Regions from separate parts of the Mus musculus genome. Here regions 1, 2, 3 and 4 are each linked to region 5. A link is a loop called in an ENCODE intact Hi-C map of the cell type or tissue named here. Cell type or tissue: left cerebral cortex. All regions are shown on one strand. Region 1 overlaps Lrrn2 (leucine rich repeat protein 2, neuronal). Region 2 has its middle 30 kb from the start of Gm31101. Region 3 has its middle 3.6 kb from the start of Gm38687. Region 4 has its middle 17 kb from the start of Nfasc. Region 5 holds the start of Lrrn2 (leucine rich repeat protein 2, neuronal).

Region 1 (4,000 bases), 56 kb after region 5:
TGGGGGGAGGAGAAGCTTTGGTGGTGAGAAGCTGTGGGGGAGAAGCTTGTGTGGGAGGAGTAGCTGTGGGGGGAGGAGAAGCTTTGGTGGTGAGAAGCTGTGGGGAGAAGCTGTGTGTGGGAGGAGTAGCTGTATGTGGGAAGGAGAAGCTGTGGAGGGGGGAGAAGCTATTCGGTCAGGAGTTGTGGTGGTGAAAAGCTAGGGGGTGGAGAAGCTGTTAGGAAGGGAGAAGCTGGGGGAGGTGTTGAAGGTGTGGTGGTGAGAAGCTGTGTGCTAAGCCACAAGGGAAGGACTGGTCTGAGACTTTGCCACACTTTGGGGTCCCAGATTCAGCTGCTTCTTAACCCAGGAATAATATACCCTGCTGCTCCTGTACAGACAGACAGATAAGGCCAGCAGTGGAAATATTTGTCGTGGAACTTTGTAGGTTTTGGTAGCTTCTTAATGCCTTGAGCACAACTGAATGCTGCCTTGGCACTCAGAACAGAGGTATTGCTGGAGGAGAGGAAAGCCAGGGGTTCAGGTCCTATCTGAAGGTCAGTGACACATTGGGATGCCCTCCAAAGAGCCCTTGCTACCTACTCAGACCCACCTTCCTCTCTAGGTGGGAGCTGTCAGGGCTTTCCTCATCCGTTGGCATTCTTTGCTGGATGGCCATGTTACCAGCTCACAGCTCTCCACCACACCTTGGGGGTAGTGTTGGGTTCCTAGGAGCTAAGCTTAGAGAGGGAGCTTACTTACTGCACCCTACTGTCTGCCGTCGAGACTATCCTTCCTTAGATGTCTGTCCTATGGTCGCTGAGGACAGTGTTGCGTGCCTATACTCTGAGCGCTTGGGAGATGGAAGGAGGAGGTCCTGAGTTCAAGGACAGCCTCGACTACATAACAAGAGGGAGGGAGGAAGAAAGGATGAAGGGGAGCAGAGGAGGAGGGAGTGAAAAGAGGTCTTATGTGGCTGGAGCACCTCCCAACCCTGGAAAAGGAGAAGCTAGCATTTCTACGGCTCTCTCTCTGAGCAACAGGCTCATTTCAGTCTCATGACGGTCTTCTGTAAGAAAATAAAGGAGACGTAAAGCAACAGATGCTTGGAGAGGTTGAGCAATTTTCCCAGGGCAGAGGTAGAGCCACGTTTCGTGTCCTGGCATCTGGTATAAAAGCGTGGCACTTAGAGCCATCTGAATGACAGGTGCTTCTTAGCTTGTTTCCTGCATCTTCCCCCGACACACACACACAAAGTACACCCCACCCCCCCGTGAGCCCCAGTTACCCACCGAGCCGCTGGTTTCCTGGGGCTTCCACCAAACATGTATGCAGGCAGGCATGCGTGCGTGTGTGTGTGTGTGTGTGTGTGTGTGTGTGTGTGTGTGTGTGTGTGTGTGCATGTGCGCACGTGTGTTTGTTTGCCCTGAGATCTATGTGACAGCACACACACACCCCTACGCAAACCTCTGTGCCTTTCAAATCACCGTTGTTTTTCCCACCTTCCAAAATAGCTGCTGAGAAAAGTGGGCCGCAGTCAGATGTACACAGGCTTGCCGCTCTCCTCCTCGGTGGAGGCTGCCCTGCCCCCCACTGCTCCCAGCCCAGCATCCTGGAGCAGGATGAGGAGGCAAAGAGCCCCAAGTGGCCAGCTAGAGGTGTTGCTGGTAAACACCACTCAGCCTCCTGCAGTTTCCTGGCAAGATCTCACCCAGAGGACAGGAATGGCACCAATCTTTTTCAGGGCAGCCAGAGCACCATAGCTCTAGGCTAAAGCAGGCTGGGCCAAACCAAGGGTGGGATCAGCGACGTATAAGCAGTATTCCTCCAAGGCTGGGCTGCTTCCCAGCATGGAGAGTGATGCCTAGTTCTTTTGAGTTCTTCTGGACCTATACAAACGAGAGGTGTGAGTGCTTCACTCGCAGGCCCATTAGTACAGTTATGAACGAAAGAAGCTGGTCAGAGTCTTAGTAAGCACCTTCTGTACACCAGCCACTGAAGATCTGCCAGATCAGACCTCTACTTAGGAGGCAGACCTGGTCAAAGAGCAGAACTCGGAATCTGGCCCAGTTTTGTGAAAGTGTTCTGCTCTAAGTCAAGGTTTGATGGACCTTCAGGGTAGTACAGCTTGGTCTAAGAGAGAAGACACGTTGGTTTTCTTTCTTTTTGGAGACAGGGTTTCTCTGTGTAGTCCTGGCTGTCCTGGAACTTATTTTGTAGACCAGGCTGGCCTCGAACTCAGTAATCCGCCTGCCTCTGCCTCCCGAGTGCTGGGATTAAAGGCGTGCGCCACCACGCCCGGCTAAGACACGTTGATTTTCTACACCCGGGAAAGAGGAAACATCCTGGATTGGGTCCTGGGTAGAAGAGACCTCCCTGGGGAAGGGGCCCTAAGGACACAGAACTTGAACCATACAGTAAGCACCAGCCATACCCTGTGTTACAGGTGTGTTGAGAGGGCTGGGCTCTAGCCAGAGGAAGCTTTCTGGATGGCTTGATCAGGGCTGGGACCCCAGCAAGCACAACACTGCAGCAGTACAGTGCCAACCCCTGTTGGCTACCAGTCTGTTGTCCCCAGAAGTCCTGCAGCCCAAAAGAAATTCTGTAGGAAGTGACTGAACTTCAGTCTTGAAGAACAAGTCGAAGTTGTCTGAGAGAAATGAGACAGAACAGAGGTGGTATGTCAGGGTGAGCTTACCCCCAAAAGGTTTGTGGGGAGAACCTGAGTGGGAGAGAAACAAGAGCAACCAGAAAGGGCCAGGCTAGATTACAGAAGACCATACCTACGGGGCTGAGGCAATTAGACTCTGGTCCCTGAACATCTGCTAGACAATTCTAACAGGCTATTGAAAAAACGAAGGTCCATGCCTTCAGAGTGGAAAGTGGCCATATTCCAAAGCTCACCCAGAGAGCCCAGGCAGACCCTGGGTAGGACCACCCCAGCTCATGTGAATGTGGGGTAAGACCCACTGCTCAGTTCCATAGTTCCGGGAAGCCCATCCCATATTTTAAAGCCGAGTCTGTTTCCATGGCCTCCTTCCTCCTGCATCGTCAAAGAAGTGTCTAGAAACGATCATTTATCTCACTTAACCAATGAGCCAAGGAGGAAAGGAGGGGAGAATAGGAAAGGTCAAAAAATCTATTCCACATTTATCTGGGTTTCACTGTTGACCATTTCAGCCCATCCATTTTCCTTCCCTCCCAAACACTCACACATAACCTACTATAACCCTCACTGGTGCCCATCACCACCATACCACCCTCCCACCACACACACTCACACACAAACACACACCTCTAAGTTATTCCCAAGACTTTCCTCAAAGACTCGGAGTCACTCCTTCCCTAAGAAGGTGGTAGAAAGGATTCTGAAACCTTGAGGACTGCAGGACAGGGTGTGGGAGGCCTGGGTCCCATCCAGCTCCTGGATTACTTCTCTGGTTTCTGGAGCCCACCAGGGGAGGCTAGAGGGACCAATTCCACCCCTCATCCCTGCATATCCGTAACTCTGTTGTCTCCTTTCAGGGTCGCCCAATGAGGAAATGAGTGGGCAGTCCCAGTCCCAGTCCCAGTCCAGTGCACAAAGATGAGGACCTACACCCAGGACAGCACAAAGTGATGTCCACCCACCCTGTGTAGAATGACTGCCCTGAGAGGGTGGTTCCCCGGACCCTGGCAGGGCTGCTGAACCTCCGCCTGCAAGTCGTGAAGAGCAGGACTCTCCCCTGCCTTCCACCTCCACCATGAGGCTCCTCGTGGCTGCCCTCTTGCTATCTTGGGTGGCTGGTACCACCGCTGCAGCACCGGTGGTACCCTGGCGTGTGCCCTGCCCTCCTCAGTGTGCCTGCCAGATCCGGCCCTGGTACACACCCCGCTCGTCCTACCGTGAAGCCACCACTGTCGACTGCAATGACCTCTTCCTGACGGCAGTGCCCCCAAGGCTCCCTGCGGGGACACAGACCCTGCTCCTGCAGAGTAACAGCATCAGCCGGATAGACCAGACTGAGCTTGCCTACTTGGC
Region 2 (4,000 bases), 63 kb before region 5:
GCAGGAATGAACATCCATTGATTTTAAGTAAAAGCTGCTCTCTCTACAAGACAATGGCTTCGACTGGATTGTTTATTCGTATGAGAAAACAGTCTCTCTTATCGTATCCTATTACATGCGGGTCGTTCATCCACTGAATCCATTTTTATTGAGCAGCTACTATATATAATCCAGGCACCATGTTAAGAGCTAAGAATGGAAAGGTGATTAGGGCATGGGTCTTACCCTCAGAGGCTTTGCAGTCTAATCAGAGAAGCCCTTCCTCAACATCGGGCAGGCACTGCTGAATTTGAAGCATGAGCAGAATATGACTTCTCTGTGGATTTGTTTTCATTATTCAAAGGACTCTTTGACCACAGTCATGTAGCCAGAAAGGATTAGAACCAGGGATGCTGTTGTTCTTACCCTCCTCCTTGGCATCCAAGGTGGCAGGGAAGGAGGGCGGGCATGGCAGCAAAGAAGATGAGAAGCTACGGAAGTGGTTGGAGCTAACAACATGCGTGCAGGATGTCTACTGTCAGTGGTCAGCAGTGAACTCTCCAACAGAGACTCTGTGACTTAGACATGCATATTCTATTAGCAGAAACTGAACGCTAAGAGGGAGTCCAGAGGCCAAGGGGGAAATGGTCAGTTAATCACCCAGTGTTAATTAATAGACTAGGCCAGAATGGTCCCTTTGATGTGCAGACCAAAACAGTTAACAAAGAGGATAGATCAAAGAAAGTCTTCACAAAAGACAAATCCAGCCATTTAAGAATGATTAACCCCTTGCTGAGCAGTGGTGGTGCACACCTTTAATCCGAGCACTCGAGCACTCGAGGCAGAGGCAGGCCTGGTCTACAGGACTGGCAGGGCTGTTCTAGGACAGGCAGGGCTACACAGAGAAACCCTGTCTTGGAAAAAAAAAAGATTAACCCCAAGTTTTAATGTTCTATGATTCACACAACTAACGTCAACCATTCTCAAGTGAACAGTTCACTGGTCTCTATACATGGCAGTATTGATAGCTGTCTTTTCATTACCCCTAAAAGTAAGCACTCACATGTGCATGTGCACACACACACATACACAAACACACCCGGGCCCAATAAACAGCTCCTCCCTGACCTTGGGAAACTACGTATGGATTTTCTACTCTGGATATTTTGTGTGGAAGGTCTATGTGGTATGCATCCTTTATGCTTGGCTTCTTTCACTTAGCATAGTCCTTTGGAGGTTCTATGCTTTAGTAAGTGTCAATACTTCATTGCTTTCTATGCATAATTAATACTCTGCTGTCTGTCTATACTGATTCCATTAATGGACTTTTGGTTGTTCTCTCCTTTGGGCTACTTGTACCTGTGGGACCAGGTATCGGTTTGTCTCTGCTTTTAGTTCTGGATAAACTTGTTGGGATAGACCTACTGGATCACGTGATAATTCTATGTCTAGCATTTTGAGAAACCAGCCACTTAATTGCTAACCAGAAAACTGTTTTAGACTGCCAATAATGAAGAGAGAAGGACTTGGAGAAATGTGGATTCGGGAAGATAAGGACATATGCTGAAGACGAAGCCAGCTCTTCATGTTCTCACACATAAGTCAGCACGCATTTCCCAGCCTCTGGTAGCTAGAGAACACCATGAAATCTCATGCCTTTCATCAGAATCAGAGATGTAGCATGCAAGGCCTGGCCCATGGAGACCATAATCAGGTACCCGTTCTCCTCCTGCACGCTGGATGCAGACAGCCATAGTAGCCTAGAAACTAATGAGGGAGGGGCCACCAGGTCGAAGAAGCCTAGGCCCCTGGGTCATCAACAACCAGAGACTCAGTAGCCCTTGTTTTAGACTTAGAATAAACAATGAATTTTTCCTGCATGAATTCATGAGTCCGTGAGTCCTTTTGCAATGACAGCATTTCCACAGAGAGGACCACACCTTGCTCACCTACTGTGTGAAGGCAACATGAAAGATCAAAGGCCAGGAGAGGCCAGAGGCCACCTAAGCTTGGGGTACGGAGGAATTTGAGCCCATGTTCTTTCTAAGTTACATGCCAAGGGAGGCCCAGAACTGGCCTTTGGCCAGTCTTAGCAGTCTGCCGGGCCAGCATCAGGGCCAGGATGACCCTGAGGGGCTCTTGGAATGGGAAGGCAAGTGAGACTTTGTCTATTGTATCACTTCAATTAGGAAAATTGTGAGTTAAAAAAAAAGTGTCTGTGTGATAGAATGAATAGCTTTGAGTGAACCGAGACTCAGAAATCTGTCGCTGCTCTTCTGTTTTTATGCTTTGTGCTTTCTTTGATAATTTCCCATCTGTCTCCCTTAGCTTGGTAAGAAAGTTCCACTGGTAATGGAAAATTCCAAATGTGTGATGGGGTGATGGCCAGGGAAGGCAGCCCAGCAGCACAGAGGCATGCCTGTGTGCTGTGGCATGGTGGGGACAGGTCCTGCCACAACCCTGGACAAAGGCATGCCCATGGTGGGAAGAGGTCATGCCCCTGCCCAAGGACAAAGGCATGCCAATGGCAGGGACAGATCCTGCCACAGTCCAGGACAGGAGAATGCTAACAGACAAAGGGCATGCCAGGCTGATTCTCTGCCTGGCACTAGCATTTGGAAGAGGCCATTCTTTCTTGGGCAAAACTATTCCCAAAGCTTCAGTTATTCTTGGCATCCTCAGCCCCATCCATTCAATGGCACCAGAGCCTCGTCTTTGTGACAAGCACACATTTCCAAACACCTATAGGCAGGGGTTGTCTCCTAACCCCTAGGCAGAGAGCCACTGCATGAAAGATAGAGAAAAACAGAAAATTTAGAAATGTAGAGAAAATGGACTGTAGTAAGGGGTGAGGGGAAAGGTGAAAGGTGAAAGGTGAGAGGTACTCTACTTTTTCACGGGGTTGTCCATCACCTGCAAAGGCTCCATCTCTCTTGGTGTTTGCTCAGTTTTTTCTCCTTTCCCAGCAGGAATCAAAATCGAAGTTTTTCATTTTCCTTACAAAATGTTCCCACCAGCCTCCACCTCGCACCTTATGCATTCTTGACGTTCTGTTGGCTCGTCACCAGCTCTCGTCCCCTCACATGATCTAGTACTTGTCTAATAAACACCTTACTTCCTTCTCAGAACAACGGATTGATAGGAACAGACAGGAATCCGAGGCTAGGAAGACTACATCCGCATAGGCTGGGGCCTGAAGGAGTTGGACCTGGAGCCGTAGCACCAGATGTCTGGCTGCAGACTGCTCTGGTAGAGAGTTGGGAGAGAGGGGGATGGGGCAGCGGTAAGGCTCACACGGATGCTTCAGCCAGACAGTGGGCTGGAGGAGAATTCCCAGCGCTTCTGCCAAAAGTCTATAAGGATTCAGCTTGAGGTGACTGCAGCCATCTTGAGTTGTAACTACCATGATGCATCTGTATCCCTCTAGTTTGTTTCTCCTGAAGTTTCACTGCAAACTACAACCAGTGGTTTCTGGCTTTTCAACTAGACCCTGATGCCAGGAATATGCCTGACGATAGATTAGCACAAACTAGGTACATTACAGCTTAGAATGAGCTCACTTCTGTCCTAAACAGTATATACTCACCTTCTTCTGGCACACCTCGTGGGGGTCCACCTAGTCTTGCTGCCGCTCAGGACCATGCTTCTGTCTGTATATCTGGTGACAAATGTCATCCTGCATTTCTGGATCATCCTGCCTCAATTTCTTCTGTTTCATGGTGCCTTGCTGCTGGTATTTACAAACTAAGCAAGGCTGTTCCAGAACAAGGTTCAGAAGTAGGAGGCTCTCGTGCTGGTGACACCATAGGAGATCTGAACCCTTGGGCAGTGACAGGGAGGATCTGATGAAGAGAGAGAGAGGAGTTGTCTGCCACTTTCTGCCTGTCAGTATTTGGAATGAGATGCCAGGTGTGACTGTGGCCCCCAGTCTTCCCTATGGGCAGAAGAAACTCTAGCATCTGAGGGATTGGCCAGGATGCTCACAAACACACACAACTCCCTCACTAAAAAGCCTTTTTCT
Region 3 (4,000 bases), 95 kb after region 5:
ACAGAGACAGAGAGACAGGGAGAGACACACAGAGAGAGTGAATGAATGAATGAATTTTCACAGGAGGGCAAAATGGGTTGTCATTAAGTACATGGACACTGGAGGTAAACTCCCTGGAATCAAGTCCCTGTGTACTTGCTAGTTGAATGACTGACCCCAGATAAGTCATTTACCTTTTCCATACCACTTCTGACAACTTGAATCAAAGCAGTAACTCACTCACAGAGCAGCAGATAATAAGCTAATTTCCATAAAGATCTGACTACCAAAGGACACACAATGCAGGATAGATGACAGTTTAGGAGCCAGGACAGAGTAAACTAGTCCTTCACGTTTCCTGCTTTCATTTCAAGGTCTGTCAGATGGCTCTGGGCCAGAAGGCTGAACATGTATGCTCCAATGTTTTGAGAAATGAAGGACTGTCCAGGTAGTCAGCTGTCTCTGCAATTGGTTAAGTTTTAGAGGCTATGTTTTGTGCTTCCTATATCTTCAGGTAATATTTAGTTCATTCTTGGATTTCTGACAGGGTTGAAGATTGATTATAGTCTCATAAGCAAATTCAAGTTGTTTAACATTGAGGAAGATGATACAGAAAGGATGGTTTTCAGATGGTAATTCAAGTTAAAGTCAGAACATAATTTAGGTATAAAATTTTAAACTGTTGGGCTAGAGAGATGGCTCTTCAGTTAAGAGCACTGACTGCTCTTGCAAAGGTCCTGAGTTCAAATCCCAGCAACCACATGGTGGCTCACAACCATCCATAATGAGATCTGATGCCCTCTTCTGGGGTGTCTGAAGACAGCAATAATGTACTTACATATAATAAATAAATCTTTTAAAAAATTGTAAGCTCTTTAAGTCAGGATAAATAGTGGAGTACTTTATCTAATTGACAAATATGATGGACTGGATATTAATTATATATCACACTTTGTAATTTACAAAATTGTTATGGTTATGCTCAATTTGTGTCTGAGAAAAGAGCCTTTTTAAAAATGTGGGCAGAAAGGGTGAGATGTTGGGAATTGGTTCTAATGCTTTGTCTTAATTTGGCTCCCATAAGCCGCTTCTAGACCCTAGGGTCCCTGCCCCCAGCTGGCTTCGATTAGTAATAAAGAATTGCTGTCAGCCAATAGCTGGGCAGGGAGATGGGGTGGGACTTTTAGGTTACCTGAGCAAGTGGCCGAGGGAGAGGGGAAGAGGAGAATCGCCGTGACTCTAGAGAAGAAATCAGATTTAAGAGCTGCAGGAGAGAAAGCATCCAGCAATGTAGATGGAAAGGGAAAGCGGCCCTATAGGGAGGTGGGGGTGGAGGGGAGGCTGCCCAGAAGATAACAGGGCAGCAAAAAATAAAATACAGATTTAGAAGTTGTTAAGCCAGGAATACTGGAGGAAAATGTGTGCTGGCCTCAGGGAGGTTTAGAAATGCCCAGCCATTAAGCTAGTCAAGGCACATCAAAATTAGCTGTTTTGGATGTGTTTGCCTTTCTTTCACTCGTGAATCCAGAGCTCTTAGGTAGGTGCAGTGTGTGCAGGACCTGCCAGGAGTCAAAGCAGTTTAACTAATTCACAGCTATAATTCATTTTTCTCTGTGTCCCTGCGTGGCTATTGAAGGAGTTCACATTCCTCACCTTATCATAACTGTGTACTGTGTCTCGAGAATTCATTATGTTCCCAGTGGCCAGCACCGGGCTCTCGGCATCTTACTCAAAGAAATGAAAGAAAGGTGAACAGCAGTTGCAAAGTAGCAAGGGGACTTTATTCAAAAGCAAAACAGTAGTAAAGATCAGATATACTGCCAAAGAGCATCGGGCACCAGAGGGAGAAAGCCTGGGGCCCCAGGTTATTGCCTAGAGCTTTTCTGGTGAGGTCTTAAGAGATGAAGGGTATCGTTGCTAAGGTGTGTGGTTTAGTTGCTTCTCTATTTTGAGTGATGGTTGAAATATGTAAGTCATTGCTGGCTGTGCATGCCCCTTCTTATGATGCATCTGATTTTGATCATATGTATCCAACATTATGTATAGCTATAAATGTGGTACATGAGGGACTGGAGAGTTGGCTCAGCAGAGCACTCATTGCTCTAGCAGAGGACCCAGGCTCAGGTCCTAGAACCCACATGGTGATTCACAACAATCTGTAACTCCAGTTTAGGGAATTTCAGGGCGTTCGAAATCTTCTGGCCTTCTTGGGCACCAGGCATACAGATGGTATATATGCATACATGCAGGCAAAAGACTCATGTGCATACACTAAAGTAATCTAAAATATTTTTAGAAGAGGCAAATAGGATTTCTTGTTTTCTTCCTTTCCTTTCCTTTCCTTTCCTTTCCTTTCCTTTCCTTTCCTTTCCTTTCCTTTCCTTTCCTTTCCTTTCTTCCAGTTCACTCAGTGGACAGTTTGCGCTACAGCGCATGCACCCTGCTTCAGTGACTGTTGTGTTACTGTGAAGAGACACCAAGAGCAAGGGAACTTAGGAAAGGAAGCATTTAATTGGCAGCTTGCTTACAGTTCCAGCGGCTTAGGCAATGATCGCGGTGGTAAGCATGGCTGCAGGCAGGCCCGGTGCTGGGGCTAGGGCTGAGCTCTTACATTTGATTCACAAGCAACAAGCAGAGGGAGAGAGAGAGAGACCGGGCCTGGTGTTGACTTTTGAAACCTCAAGGTCCACACCTCCAATAAGTCCATGCCTCCTGCACACATGCAACTGGATGCACTTGGTCCTAGGCTGCCAAGGGCATTATTAGAAGAGAGGTGTGGGGAGTCCCAGGTTGCTGTGCATGCCTGCCTCGCCATCCCTGGCCTTATGGTACAGGTAGGGTACCCTCTGCGTGGTGTTTTTGTTGTTGTTTTGTTTTGCTTGTTACCTTGCACAGCTTCCTTAAATCAAGTAAGTGCATTCTCAATTGCCCTGTAGCAGAAGGCAAGGAGGCAAGGGGGCATGAGGTGGGCCACAAGGAAAGTTTGACAGCATAACAAAGTGAGCAAAATGAAATGCATTCATGTGACATTCTTCCCATAGAGCCTCCCCAACCCCCCATTGTCTTCTCTGTTTCTAGTGAAACTCTGTCGAATGCCTGCCTTAATAGCACAAAATTCTGCTTCCTTTGCTTTGATAAATTATGAAGTCAATCTATGTAGCTAACTCGACATCAGGTCTGGTCCATAGGCAAACCTTTGGTTGGGAACCCAGGCCCAGCTAACAGCTGTGAAGAAGTGCAGGGTGTGGTGGTATACACCTTTAGTCCTGGCACTGGGGAGAAAGGCAGAGGCAGAGGCAGAGGCAGAGGCAGAGGCAGAGGCAGAGGCAGAGGCAGAGGCAGAGGCAGAGGCAGAGGCAGAGGCAGAGGCAGAGGCAGAGGCAGAGGCAGAGGCAGAGGCAGAGGCAGAGGCAGAGGCAGAGGCAGAGGCAGAGGCAGAGGCAGAGGCAGAGGCAGAGGCAGAGGCAGAGGCAGAGGCAGAGGCAGAGGAGGCAGAGGCAGAGGAGGGATATCTGTGAATGTGAAGCCATCCTGGGCTTCATAGTGAAACCCTGTCTCAAAAAGAAAGAGGGTGACTAAGAGAAGAAAAGAGGGGAGGGGAGGGAGATGGAGGGGGAAGGGAAGGGAAGGGAAGGGAAGGGAAGGAAAGGAGAGTAGAGGGGAGGGGAGGGGGAGAGGAAAGTAAGAAGAGGAGAGGAGAGGGAAGGGGAGGGGAGAAATGAGGATGTTCATTTCTGAGCGTTGGTTTTCTATCCTTGGTAGAGGACACTGTCTGGCGTAGGGGACTTGAGAGATGGCTCCTTGACTTCCAACCGTTGTCCTGGATTCAGATAAACCAGGGGCAGGCCGCTCCTTATGTGAGGAGTTAGGCTGGGACTCCACAGGCAGTGTCAGTGAACAGCCATCACATGTGACACATTATTGTCTAGCCCAGCCCAAGAGTGCATGGGAAGATGGGCAGCCTTAGCTTGGCAGAGTCCGCCTCAGTCGGGCCTTGGTTTACTCTCAGCTGCTGCAAAAG
Region 4 (4,000 bases), 120 kb before region 5:
GTCGTGGGTATCCCAGGGCTACTTCAAACTTGCTACATCTCCAGATACATTCAACCTAAAATTTTAGTTTTTTTTAAATGCCAAAATACCCTCTGGGAAAATCATGTGGATGTATCTTTCTACTACTGTTCACCTAGTGTGTTAGGGTTTAGTTTCGTTGTTGTGAAGAGATGCCATAACCAAGGTAACTTTTATAAAGTGTAACATTGAATTTGGCCTGGCTTACATCTTCAGAGGTTTAGTTCTTTATCAAAGGGTGAGAAGCATAGAATTGTTCCGGCAGAAATGGAGTTAGGAAGGAGCTGAGAGTTCTACATCCTGATCCATAGGCAGCAAAGAGGAGACTGTGTGTCACCCTGGGCATGGCTTGAGCATATGTAAGACCTCAAAGCCTGCCTCCACAGTGATAGACTTCCTCCAACAAGGCCACACCTACTCCAATAAGACCACACATTCTCACAGTGTCACTGCCTATGGGCTAAGCCTCCAGACACATGAGCCCTTGAGGGCTATACCTATTCAAACCTCCACACCTAGGAACACTGCACCAGGAATCATTTTAAAGAATCAGCTAAGATTCAAGTTTTAGAAGTGAGTTTCAGAGCCACCAAGGTGGGTCAGTGGATGCTTGCTGCACAGACCTGATAATCTGAGTTTGAACCTCAGAACCCATGTTAGAAAGAAAGAACACTCTCAAAAGTGGTCCTCTGATCTTTACATGCATGCTCTGACATGTGTATACCTGCACATGCATTCTCTTTCTCTCTCTCTCTCTCTCTCTCTCTCTCTCTCTCTCTCTCACACACACACACACACACACACACACACACACACACACACACAAGAAGGAAAGGAAAGAAGGAAGGAAGAGAGAGAGAGAGAGAGAGAGAGAGAGAGAGAGAAAGAGAGAGAGAGAGAAAGGGAAAGGGAAAGGGGAAGGGAAAGAGAAAGAGAAAGAGAAAGAGAAAGAGAAAGAGAAAGAGAAAGAGAAAGAGAGAAAGAAAAAGAGAAAGAAAGAGAGAAAGACAGTCTCAGATCAGGCTGGAGTGATGGCTCAGCAGTTAAGAGCACTGGCTGCTCTTCCTGATGACCCAGGTTCAATTTCCAGCACCCACATGGCAGCTCACAACTTTCTTTAACTTCTGTTCCAGGGAATCTGATATCCTCACACAGATACGTGTGCAGTCAAAACACCGATGTACATAAAATAAAAATAAATTGTTTTTTAAAAAGAAAGAAATTCAGTCCCAAGGGTGAAGTGTCCATCTGAGGACAACCCAATAGTGAGTCACTATCTAAAACATGAAAATACAGACAGGGGAGCTGGAGAGATGGCTCAGCGGTTAAGAGCACTGACTGCTCTTCCAGAGGTCCTCAGTTCAAATCCCAGCAATCACATGGTGGCTCTGATCTTTACATGCATGCTCTGACATGTGTATACCTGCACGTGCATCTGTAATGGGATCTGATGCCCTCTTCTGGTATATAGGCATGCACACACTATATACTTAATGCACATAATAAATAAGTCTTTAAAAAAATACAGACAGACAGACATCCCAGAGGCTACTTTTAGGCCTGTGACTTGGAGTAAGAATGCTAATACCACCTGTTGACCTGCCTTTGTCCTCCCCATTAGTAAACCTGCCTGGTGCTACAAAAAGAAGCTCCTCTCCAGAAGATGGTGGACCTTGGCCTCTGGGGCTCTGGGGCTATGGGGCACCTGCACACACATCCATGTGGCCTAAATGTCCAGACCAAGGCCAGTGGGGCCTCTGGGCTTCCATGCTAAGTAAGAGCCCAGAAAAGGCCAGCGACTAGAGGAAAAGAGTGCAGGGTTAGACAGCAGCAACCTGGACCTTGATGGATCTGCCTTTGGTTCGCTGGGGGAGCTCATTTCTTCTTTCTTTGGTCCTCAGTGAACTGATTTGTTAGTCTAGGCTAGATTTTGCAAACAACAGGTAAATGACCAATCAGTGAATAAGTTGTTCTCTTTGCTGAAGTTGTGTCTGGCTTTTCTTTATTTTTCCTCTAATGGGAAAAAAAGAATAATAACAGAACTGTCCAAATGCATTATACACAGCAAGGGTAGACATGGTTTCTCGAACCTTCTCTACACAGGATATCCTGGACTGCTGTGTCTATTGTAAATGTATTTCTCACAGGTGGTCTTAGGCGATGAGGCTTGAAAGCTGCTGGCTGAGAGGAACCCCGGGGTTGCCCAGGCTGGAGCTCTCAGCTGTGATCCACATTGATGTGGATGTCTGGAGAGACTTTCTACTTCAGACAAAATCAGCACAGCATACTCAGGGGTGCCCGGGCGGGGCTGAAGAGCCGGTGAACGCGACAATGTCCCTACAGAGACACTAGATGGCGCTACAGCTCCAGGTAAGGTTGACTGCATCTCCCCGCGGGAGGGTCTGAGCTCAAAGGACCCGTTGCTCTGGTGGGTACGGAGAGAGTAGCTGGCTGACGATAGAGAGCGGACCTCCTCTGCCTGTGCCCAGGGCACAGTACTGGGGCTTAGAAATAGACTGACTTAATAGGAAAACCCTCACTGAGCCCTTCAAAGTCAGAATGAGATGCCGCGTGATTACTACCTCTACTCGCCCCAAATGATGGGGTGCATAATAGAGCTGAAGAATCACGCAAAAAGGCTGCATAAGGGGACTACTCTACCTACGCTGGGGTGTACAAATCTGTCCCAGAAAGTAAGGCTCCCTGGTACTTGTAGACACTGGTGTCGACGATAGGGGGTGACAGAGCGCTGATGCTAGCATCAATGGGAGCGTCTCAAAGGCATAGGCAGTAAGGAGCCTCCAAGGCTTGTCTGTCCTTGAAGATAAATTCCAACTATCAAAGCGGAGGCCCAAAAGGACTAGCTGGAGCTGGCTCAAACATGCTCATGAGAGCAGATAGCTATATTTCGAAGACGTGTTGCTAAATATAGCCTTCGTTAAAAATTTACAACTAAATACATTAAAAATACGGCAAGCACTAAAACTCCTAATTTTCTAATGATTACGCTACAATCTAGTGTCACTGGGGATTTTTACATTTACTGTCTCTGTTGCTTGGGACTGCTCTAACTGTTACCACATGCAGTGATGGTACTCTGCCAGCTAGACACTGGCGGTGGAGGGAGACTAGACACCACCGAAACAATTGAGTGCTAGACATCAGGGCTGTGGTGTCAGCCGGCTGCTGCTGCTGCTGCTGCTGTGGAGAGCAGAGAGCTGAGCCAGCTAAGCATTTGCCAGCACACCACTAGGGCCTTCTTCCTCTACTCAATTCTTCCTTCTCGGAATCCACCCAACCAGCCACCCCCATCCTGTTAGACTAGGAGAGTCTTCTTTAGAAGCATGGGGGTTGGAGGCATGGCTGAGAACACTTCATGGCCTTCCGTGGCCAGGCAGGCATAGGGAGAGCTTAGGTCAGAGACTGGGTTCGAAGCTGGAACAAGCTCTTCTTTGCCCTCCCAGGACTTGGGCATCTGTGGCACAGGTGGAAAAAGGGAAGCCATGGAGACGGTCTAAGCAAAATGCTAAAGCCTTGGCACAGGAGCGAGGCCTGTGCCCAGGTGGCAGAACCAGGGCTTAGAAATAGACTTGACTTAATGGAAAATTCCTCACTGTTCAAGCCCTTCAAAGACAGGGTCAGACTGCTTGTGAATGCTCCTTCCTCCCCAAGTGACTGGACACATACTAGAGAGGTGAATCACACACACAGGACTGTGAAGACTTTGGGAACCTGTTACAGATCCTAGACCCCAAGTTCCCTTGGATATACTAAACTGGAATCCAATTTTTTCTTTAAAGATTTATTTATTTATGTATATGAGTACGCTGTAGCTGCCTTCAGACACAACACCACTACCACCTACCCCAGAAGAGGGCATAGGATCCCATTACAGATGATTGTGAGCCACCATGTGGTTGCTGGGAATTGAACTCAGGACCTCTGGAAGAGCAGTCAGTGTCCTTAACTGCTGAGCCATCCC
Region 5 (4,000 bases):
GGACACAGTCAGCAAATGCCCATTGCTACTCTTGACTAAGAGATCTCTATGAATTAACTTAAACATTACTATTTTTACACCAGGAAGAGACACTCAATAACCTTCCCAAAGCTACACAGTGTGTGGTCCAGCAAGGTTCAGGCCCAGATCTCCCCGAGTCTATAAATTCTTTCCCACTTCGTTATAAGAAATTTTGTCCTAATAGCTCATGTGGTTTTCCCATACATCAGGGTCTGCCAATCCAGGATCAGCCATTAGCTAGTATTACTTGTTCACTAATTAGTTATTACCAGATGTGGTGGCATATGCTCATGATGCCAGCACTGAGAAGGCTGAGGCAGGAGGATCACACAGATAGCCTGGGCTACAGAGACCCTGTCTCAAAAACTGCAACAGTGACAGAAGCAACCAGTTGTTGGGTATCCACAGTAACATCTTGGTTTCATCTCAGTGCTGCCTGGGTCAGGCACAGCCTTCCACCAGAGTTTGTGCTCCAGTTGGGCTAAGACACACTTGGTGGTGTGGGTAATAGGAGGCAGAGGGTTGTGAGTGCCAGCTCAGACCTGGAGCTGGGGAAGGAGTTGGCAAACATCTCCTCTTATTTGGACATCCATCCGCATATGTTGATGGTCTTGAGGCTGGGAACGTCATTCCACTGATTTGACAAGTAGCAAGATCAGACTCAAAAGCTTGGTGCTCCCATGCAGAATTCTTCTACTCCCTTGGGCCCAACCCAGTCTCCCTTACAAAGGCTCTTCTTTCTCAGTGCTCCTTCATTTCCTGTCTTTACGGCAGCCACCCTCCCAGCCTCTGGCCTTTCTTCATCCTAAATCACTCTGTACAGGGCCACAGATGAGTTTCTAGATCTTGGTCTCAGGCTCTCCCACTCTGCATAACTGAGGTCATACTACCCGTGCAAGAGTGCTGCCAGGATGACGACCTGAATTCCATCCGCTCCCAGCCTCCATTTGCTGGGCTGTTAAATGGGGACGTATGTCAGCCTGATACAGAGCTGTGTGAAAAGGCTTGGTGTCTCTTAGTTCATCTCTAGCTCTCCTCCACTGCCTGGTCCCCCACTCCCAGCCCCCACCTTCCAGACAACCTATTCTATTTTGCTTGCCTCAACTTTCCTGCCTTGCTAGTCCCCATTTTCTCTGCCAGTTTAAATCCTATCGGTCCAGCTGGGCTCAGCTGGAAGCTCGGCTCCTCTATAAAACCTCCCATGAATAACCAGAGCCCAGAACAGCGTTTTCAATCTGTGTTTCTATGGCACCTTCCATTGCCTTGAAATGCTAAAATTTGTTTCAAGTACTTCCACCCCGTCCTTCTCGGCTCCCGAGGGCCATTATATCCCACAGCAGGGGTGGCGGGTGGAGACCAGCGAGTAGTTCTGCTGGTATTTAGTATGTGCTTACTGGAAGGATTAAGGGGCCAACTCTGTCTATACAGAACACAGAACTTCCAAGTCCACTCGACAAGGCTGTAGGCATGGCTGTCACTGCTGGTTGTATTCTTAGAATAAACAGAACCCAGAAGCCCTGTGTCTGGCCAGGGACACTAATCTAAAGCCAGTCATGAAGAATGGCCCCCTAAAGAAGCCCCGACTTGCAGAAGTCCCTACACCTTGAGCCCCATCTTCTCTCATCTTGACTTTCCAGGCTCTGATTGGGTGTGGCGTGCTATGAAGCTTAGCTCTGGTACCTATTCTTAGTGGGCCACACTGAAGGCCTCTCAAAGACTTGGGCCTGAAGCCTTCACTGCAGCAGACCTACTCTTCAAGTAAGCCCCAATGTGTGCTGGTGACCCCAATTTTCTGAGCCACCAAGCAGTAGCCCAGCACCCATTTTCTGGGTCCTGCTTTACCTCCTAGTTTCATGGCTTCACGATGACCAGCCTGCAGGTGTAGAACCCTGCGGCCAAGTCCCTGTGTAGACCTGTCAGCGCCTCCCTTAATCCCTCTGAGACTAACCATGTGCCAGGAGACTGGAAGCAGTACTGAAAAGGCTACAGAAGAGCCGCCAGTGCCCATGGACAAACTCGCCCACGGCTTTTGTCCTGTCCACCGTTAACTTGGGGAGGGTAGTACCGTGCAAAAATGTGGTCACAGCCTTAAGCGGTGCCTATGAGCCACACCTGTCCTACAAGCTGAATTTCCCATCTGTTCTCTTGGCTTTTGCAAGAGAGTGGGAGGGAGCATCAGCAATGCCACTTATTTCTCCCCTGACCCCCAAGCGCTATGCCCTTCTCCCTCTCTTCCATAAGCCTTGGGTCTTGATGCAGAAGGACCGCTCAAACTACAGCATCGGGCCCCACCCAACTCCTTCCTCTGGGATGTGTGCAAGTGAGGCAGAAGGGGCTTCTGGCCACTCAGGAGTTAAAATGGCAGCGGGACTGGAGGGGGTTGGCGTGGCAAGCAGACAGGGAGGAGGCGACCGGAGTGGGCTAGGGAGGTTGGGAGCGCGGCGGAGCAGCTAGTGAGGAGGACGAGCGCGAGCAGCCAGGAGGGAGGAGGCGCGGCGGGGGCGCCGGGCGCCGCGGGCCTGCTCCGTGCTCCGCAGACGCGCGGCGCTCCGGGAGCGCCGGCCCTGGCCGCCAACCTCCAGCCGCGGCGCGCAGGATTGGGGACACTGTCATTCTGCTGACGCCCTCGCAGGCTCAGCGTTGAGACCACTCCCAGGACAAGTGTAGGTTGGGGAAGGCGCCCGGCGAGCCTCCCGGGCCTGGGTAGCAGCGCGCCGTGGAGCAGCGATCCCAGCCGGGAGGCGAGTGACGGACATAGGACAGCGCCCGCGCGGTGAGTGTGCGGCTCCCTGGCGGCCGGGACTGTGGACTCCGAGGACGCTGGCTTGGCCTTGAGGGTCGCCGAGATCCTGTCCCCGCGGCCCGGGCTTTGATGACCCGATGGGGGAGGGGAGCGCGGCCGCGACCGCGGCGGTCGCCGAGATGCCTGCAGGAGAGCTGGTGATTTGGGGAGAAGGCCGGGAGGGGCGAAGGAAGGAGAGCTAGAGAATGCAAAGGAGGTGGCCGCTGCGCTGGCTGGACCGGAGCTGCGGGGGAGAGGGTCGGGGCCTGAACCAACTGGGAGAGGCCCCAACCCCTCAAACTGTTGCTGGGTAGCGGGGAGCCCTGGAGATGCAGAGGAGCCAAAGAGGTGGCCCCGGGGTTAGAGAGGGCGTGACAGAGGAGAACTCGCAGGATGGAAGCGCACTAGAGCCTAGGGGACTTTCCCTTCCTGGGAGCTCGGGTGGTGGCCGTGCAAAAAAGACAGGGTGGCCTTGGTTGGGTCTGTACAAAGTATCTGGCACCGAGAGTCAGGCTCCTCCCGGGCGGGAGACTAGGGTCTGACTGCAGTCTAAGATGGGACTTTTGGGTGGGGGAGGGGTCGGCCGGGCTAAGCCTGGGCGCTGTGCGGTTTAAAGCAGCTCTGAGGCCACCGCATCATGCCAGGGACAGGCTGGGCTGGCCAGCCACAGGTGGGCCGTCTGTCCTGCTGGCATGACAGGGTTGTGCGGGCGCAGACTGCCCAGCCAGCCAAGATCCTCGAGCGGCGGGGTGAGGCAGCTGAACTGAGCCGCTGAAGGAGAGAACTGGACCCCGGGGGTGGGCCCTAGCAGGGTGTTGCAATGCTCCCGGCTGCCCCTGCCCTTCCTCCCCCACCAAATGAACAGGAAGGAAAATGTCAGCTGGGCTTTGTGCTCTGTTCCTCAGGCTGCCGCAGCTCCCATCTGTTGAAGCCAACGCAGCTTCTAATTGGGCGACTGGCAGGGCTTGGAGGAGGGTGGGCTGGGCACAGCGCTGGCTGCCGCTGGTTGCCAGAGATGGACTGGCTGCCGTCTGCTTGAAGACCCCAGGAGGCAGGAGGGCACTGGAGAGAGCAGCCAGGTCAGGACAACAGGAGTGGCCTTTTGCCAGCGTCTTCACCATTATCTAGGGGACCCAGGAGCAAATATCTACCCGTCCTTACTTATCCAGAATGATTGACAGGCTTCATGAGCCTCGC

Evidence for each region. A loop is a pair of places that touch in the nucleus more often than their neighbours do. Peaks named below come from ENCODE experiments on the same cell type or tissue, not always from the same donor. Only the 100,000 strongest peaks of a DNase experiment are listed, where the experiment ranks them.
Region 1: a loop joins it to region 5, with 2.1 times the contacts of the local background. A loop is called at or near these places in 3 of 42 quality-filtered maps.
Region 2: a loop joins it to region 5, with 3 times the contacts of the local background. A loop is called at or near these places in 3 of 42 quality-filtered maps.
Region 3: it touches region 5 in a loop (3-fold over the local background); 2 of 42 quality-filtered maps call a loop at or near these places.
Region 4: a loop joins it to region 5, with 4 times the contacts of the local background. A loop is called at or near these places in 6 of 42 quality-filtered maps.

Annotation. Positions count from the first base shown.
Region 1 is chr1:132,933,477-132,937,476 of GRCm38, forward strand. Lrrn2 (leucine rich repeat protein 2, neuronal) reads left to right here. Exons shown (of 2, transcript NM_010732.4): 2 at 3,505-4,000. The coding sequence starts at 3,723. Among named protein-coding and RNA genes, the nearest start is that of Gm31159, 5.6 kb to the left of the region's middle. In left cerebral cortex, CTCF peaks have their summits at 1,640 and 3,436; DNase peaks (open chromatin) are centred at 1,110, 1,558 and 3,966.
Region 2 is chr1:132,815,243-132,819,242 of GRCm38, forward strand. No RefSeq gene overlaps it. Among named protein-coding and RNA genes, the nearest start is that of Gm31101, 30 kb to the left of the region's middle. In left cerebral cortex, no CTCF peak of the experiment used is centred here; DNase peaks (open chromatin) are centred at 1,600, 2,293 and 3,236; H3K27ac peaks cover 1,223 bases.
Region 3 is chr1:132,973,302-132,977,301 of GRCm38, forward strand. No RefSeq gene overlaps it. Among named protein-coding and RNA genes, the nearest start is that of Gm38687, 3.6 kb to the left of the region's middle. In left cerebral cortex, no CTCF peak of the experiment used is centred here; a DNase peak (open chromatin) is centred at 2,129.
Region 4 is chr1:132,756,419-132,760,418 of GRCm38, forward strand. No RefSeq gene overlaps it. Among named protein-coding and RNA genes, the nearest start is that of Nfasc, 17 kb to the left of the region's middle. In left cerebral cortex, CTCF peaks have their summits at 1,484 (motif pointing left), 2,368 (motif pointing right) and 2,751; DNase peaks (open chromatin) are centred at 2,369, 2,762 and 3,215; H3K4me3 peaks cover 459 bases; H3K27ac peaks cover 297 bases.
Region 5 is chr1:132,877,882-132,881,881 of GRCm38, forward strand. It overlaps Lrrn2 (leucine rich repeat protein 2, neuronal), which reads left to right and starts at 2,474. Exons shown (of 2, transcript NM_010732.4): 1 at 2,474-2,794. In left cerebral cortex, no CTCF peak of the experiment used is centred here; DNase peaks (open chromatin) are centred at 2,097, 2,539, 2,946 and 3,719; H3K4me3 peaks cover 2,031 bases; H3K27ac peaks cover 2,267 bases.